Regions from separate parts of the Homo sapiens genome. Here region 1 is linked to region 2. A link is a loop called in an ENCODE intact Hi-C map of the cell type or tissue named here. Cell type or tissue: PC-9. All regions are shown on one strand.

Region 1 (2,500 bases), 50 kb after region 2:
TCATTTAGAAATTGGTATTTTGTTAAACGAAATCTCCGTATTTTACTTAAACCTTGCTTGTCTAATTTTCACAAGTATCTAAAAATGCATATTGCTGTTCTTGGCAGAGCCCAATTCCATCTTTATTTATCTTAAGAGTAACAATTCTCCAGACACAAAATGTTTTGTTCTTTAAAAAACAACCCAGATAACACTGACTGGGTGCTTAGGAGTGGGGCGGGTTTTCTACTGAGGGCTTCAAAATCATGACTCATAATAATCCTAGGATAGGCAAAAGTGTAATTACCACATTACAGATAAGGAAACTGAGGCTCAGGAAGGGGAAGTGGTGTGCTTAAGGCTCTCATGGCAGAACTGCAGGCTTTAGAGAGCCGCTGCCCAAGGGTGGCAACACACCGCCGCTGTCAGCTTACCGCCTAGCTCCCAGACTGAGGCCGTCACCAGGAGCCACCTCCTTCACACGCCACTGCCCCTGGTGGTGTGTAAACAGTCGGCCACTTTCACACCCTCATGCACACACTCAGCAAAGATTGCTCTTCAAACTTAGGCTCTCCCTTCCTGTTTTGTGCGCCTGCTTCTAATTACACAGTTGTCTCCCTAGTGAGCTAGCTCTGCAGGAAGAGATGAAAAGATTGGTGTTCGGACCCTCCAGAAAAGACTAGACGTAAGATGCAGCTGGAAGTATTGGGCGGACAGGAGCCTGGCACAAGCCATCATCTCCCAGGGGACGGAACGACCCCTTCATCTCCCTTTCCCAGACACATCCGGTCTCCCGTCCCCACGGCCTCCGCCCCCCAACCCGCCTTCTGTAGGCTGCGTGGAGGGTGAGTCAGTCGGGGGAAGGGAAGAAGAGACAGGTTTAGAAAACGCTGGCGGAGGCTGGATTGACAGGGAGAGGTCCCGAGCCTGACCTTCTTGAGCTGGGTGTGACCTTGGTCTAAGGGAGAGCAACAAAATCCAGCCCGCCCCCTTTCTGCTCACACTCCCCCAAGGGGTCCTCCTGGCAGGGCCATGGTGCCTGGGAGAAAAGAACCCCACCGGTTGCATCCTCAGCACCAGCAGGCCTGGGGCTTTCCTAGAACGCTACTTTCCTTTTCACCCCAGCCTGTTCTTGATGCTGCGGTGCTCAGGACGGGACCTACGGACTGCCTGGGAGACCCACGGACTGTGCTGGCCCCTTTCCCCGCATGCAAGACCCTAAGTAGAGATGCAGGTGGGGAAGTGATGCCTCCGTTCTTGTGAAAATGTTTTCACACGCTGAAAAGTTGGAAGACAACAAACACTGCGACATGTCACCTGGATCCAGCGCTTCGTAGCATGTTGTGATTTCTCTGCCTCCGCCCGCTTTCTCTCGTGGAACCGGTTGGAAGCTAGTTACAGACGTCAAAACAACTCACCCTTGCATTCCTCAGCAGGCGCCTCCTAAGAATAAAGATGTAACTACTGTATGAGGGCTCTCCAGAGAAACAGACCGATAGGATGCATGTGTATGTCTGTATTTAGAGAGAGAGAGATTTCCTTTTAAGGAATGAGTTCCTGTGATTGTGGAGCCTGGAAGGAGGGCCTGCCAGGGGGCCTAGTTGGTTCCAGCAGGCTGGAAATGTAAGCGTGTTGATTTTGCCTTCTTAAACTTGATCTCTGCAGGGAAAGCTGGCAGACTGAAAACTCAGGCAGGGTTCCTGTGTTACATCCTTAAGGTGGAATTCCTTCTCCTTTGGGAAACCTCAGTCTTTGCTTGGAAGGCCTTCAACTGATTGGATAAGGCCCACCCTCATTAGGGAAGGTCAACTTCTTTACTCACAGTCTCTGCTTTAAATGTTAATCACATCTAGAAAACACCTTCACTGCAACATGTAGGCTGGTGCTGATCAAACAGCTGAGCATACCATAGCCTAGCCAAGGTGACACACACATTAACCATCACAATCACATTACCATTCAGAGTGGTTTCATTTTAATAATAGCCTGAAGTTTATGGTTCAATACATCCTTAGAAACAGAGGCAGGGAATGTCACCCTTTGTGTACAAAAGGGAAAATAAAGGAAATGGTACTACGTTTCTTGCATTTGCATATGGAAAATCAGGAAGGAGACACACAGAGTTCATGGAAGTGGAAACCTGGCAGAGGTGGTCACCAGACAGGCAGCTCCAAGGGAAGGAAGCCACTCACTCAGAGCTTGCTTTGACTTACGAGCCACATGACTTACGAGCTTGCTTTGTTGAATAAACAGCAAAATGTCAAAAGGGGTTGAATTATAAGCAAATCCCTAGTTAAAACAACAGAACAAATTTTGTTGTGAACTGCTGCCCCAGGGAACCCAGCACACCCTATTTCTACTTTCTCCATGGGAAGATTTGCCCACCTAACGATTCAAATCTATCCTAAGGAAAACAAAACAGAGCCAAAATTAAAAAGCAGACAACATATTGGGAGTTGAGATTTTCATCAATCCTTAGGGAGTGAGGGCAGAATCCAGGAATCACCAAATGGCTACACTC
Region 2 (2,500 bases):
ACAGAATGAGGGTCATATCTGCCCAGGGCCATGTCCCAACCAGCTTCCGCTCCCTGGGGGTCAGACCTGTCTGTGTAGGTTTGTCCAGACAGACTGGTAGAAAGATCAGGCCAGGTCCAGCTGGCATGTTCTGGCTCTGTCCTCTAACCCTGCAAGGCCAGGGTACCCCAAGGTGGGCAGCTATAATCCCAGAGCTGCCCCCACCACACAAGCCCCATGGACGGAGCTGCATCGCTAAGTCCCACTCCACCCATGTTGCCTGGTGCCGTGGGGAGGAGCAAAGGAGATGCTGTCCCTGAAGTCTGACCAGAGCCTGAAGCTGAGGGAAGCCCGGCGTGGCACCACGTCTCCCGCTCCAGTGCCGTCCCTCTGGCCACCAGCCCAGGTCACAGGCATCCAGCAACAACTGCAGCATGGACTCTGGGTCTGTTGGATGTGGGCATGGCTGCTGGCTCACTGCTAAGTCAGGGAAGCACCACGTGGCCCACGCTGTGGGCCCCTCCAAAGCCACTGTGTTCCAGCCCAGTGCCCAGCCCCAAGTACCGTGTTATAATGAGCGGCGACTGACGTGACCCAAGGCAGCCTCCCATCCAGAGCTCCTGGGCCCAGGATGTGAATCTCAATCCCTGATGAGTGCTTATTCCTGAAGCCCCAAGGTAAGACAAGGGACCCTGAGCTCTGGGGTTTCACCGTGTAGACCCCCCAGGGCTGGGGTTTACATAAAGAATGGCCATCCTCAGGGTAGTTCCTCAAGTAAGCAGTAGTGGCAAATACTGCCCACTGCTGCTGCACTCTCTCTCACTTCGGGGGGTTAATTTCCTTGGTTTGGGAATTAAATTGGCTTGCCAATTTTAAAAGGCAAACATTACCAGAAGGACAGAGGGAAGGAAAAAGAAGGGAAAGGACAAGAAGTGGGGGTTGGCCATGGAGCCATGTCCCTGACATGGGGTGGGAAGGCCTGGCCAGAGTGCTGCTCTCCAGGGCAGGAAGGAGGCAGCTTGCAGGGTGCCTCTCCGCACGGGGACGGCCCACTTGGGGCAGACAACTGAGAGTTGGACTGCACAGCAGCTCAGGGCTACTTCTCAAGTGCCCACTAGATGGCAGCCAACACCTGGGCATGAGCTGGTCCCAGCCATCCACCTGGCAGGAAAGGGACAGGCTACCTACCTCCTAGGTTATGCCTATTTTTATGAAAGTGGAAGAGACACCAACTGCATGCACAATTGGAATCGCGTTTCAACAGGTACAGAAATAATGTATTAAGTGATTTATATTCAAAATAAGTGACTGGCAAATGACTGCTCTATTCAGAGAACCCATATCTAATCTTTGAGATCACAGTGTTGTCCAGCAGAGGGGATTGGAATGAGTTTCTCTAACTCCACTTGCTAAAGGTCAGCTTGGTGTGGACTTGTTCTGTTAGTTTGACATTGAAATGCAGTCATTTTGGAGTCTTTGGTCTCCGAAGGTGGGATGTAGCGTGCTTTAGCTAGAAGGGAGCCTTCGCCCAGGCCTGCTAGCCTCCAGCCTGGAGTCCTTGGGCTGTTGGGAACTGAAGGACTCGTCACACTTTTCCCGGAGGCATTCCGGATGACAGGAGTGCTCAGGTTCCCCACCTGGAGCTTGCTAGTCCAGGCTTTGATTAAGGGAGATGTGAAAACAAAGTAATGAATTTATGTACTGCTGAATCAATATGGTGTGGAGGGACCCTACCTTACAGAATGTAGGGTCCAAAGAGGTGACAAAAGAATCTCAGATCTAATCCAGCCTCTGCTTTCCAGGTGAGGACAGTTAATTTTCAAAAATCTGCAATGGACTGAGAGCAGGGATCCCGTCACCACCTGCTCTGAGCTCCACTGTAGTCCCGGCCTAGCCTTCTAGCACCTTCCCAGGGGGGGCGCCATCGGCAGTCTTGAGTAGATCCCACTTCAGGGCTGGCTCACAGCTTTTCTTGATTTCCAGACGTGAAGCAAAGCCAAAGGTGAGCCACTTTCTTGACACATCCAAAAGAAATTTTGAGGAATGTCAAAAGGAGTGACTGGCGGTCCTTCCTGGGTGGTAAGAAGCTATGTATTTCTTTTTTTTCTTTTTCTTTTTTTTTTTTTTTTGAGACTGGGTCTCACTCTGTTGCCCAGGCTAGAGTGCAGTAGTGCGATCTAAGCTCACTGCAACCTCCGCCTCCTGGGTTCAAGCAATTCTCCTGCTCAGTCTCCTGAATAGCTAGGATTACAGGTGCATGCCATCACATCCAACTAATTTTTTATATTTTTGGTAGAGACGGGGTTTCATCACATTGGCCAGGCTGGTCTTGAAATCCTGACCTCGTGATCCGCCCCCGCTCGGCCTCCCAAAGTGCTGGGATTACAGAGAAGCTATGTATTCCTACGCATGTATTCTCACTGCCTTTCAGCTAACTGACAAGGCGGCCTATGGACAGCACCAAACAGAGGTAAGGGACTTACCTGGGCACATTACTGTGAAGCCAAACATGTTGCTCAAT

Evidence for each region. Peaks named below come from ENCODE experiments on the same cell type or tissue, not always from the same donor. Only the 100,000 strongest peaks of a DNase experiment are listed, where the experiment ranks them.
Region 1: it touches region 2 in a loop (4-fold over the local background); 10 of 110 quality-filtered maps call a loop at or near these places.

What each region holds. Positions count from the first base shown.
Region 1 is chr9:90,963,968-90,966,467 of GRCh38, forward strand. It overlaps LOC105379829 (a long non-coding RNA gene), which reads right to left and starts at 1,430. Exons shown (of 4, transcript XR_001746828.2): 1 at 1,297-1,430. In PC-9, no CTCF peak of the experiment used is centred here; no DNase peak of the experiment used is centred here.
Region 2 is chr9:90,913,986-90,916,485 of GRCh38, forward strand. No RefSeq gene overlaps it. Among named protein-coding and RNA genes, the nearest start is that of LINC02957, 82 kb to the right of the region's middle. RefSeq lists a silencer at 1,025-1,174. In PC-9, a CTCF peak has its summit at 1,111 (motif pointing right); a DNase peak (open chromatin) is centred at 1,086.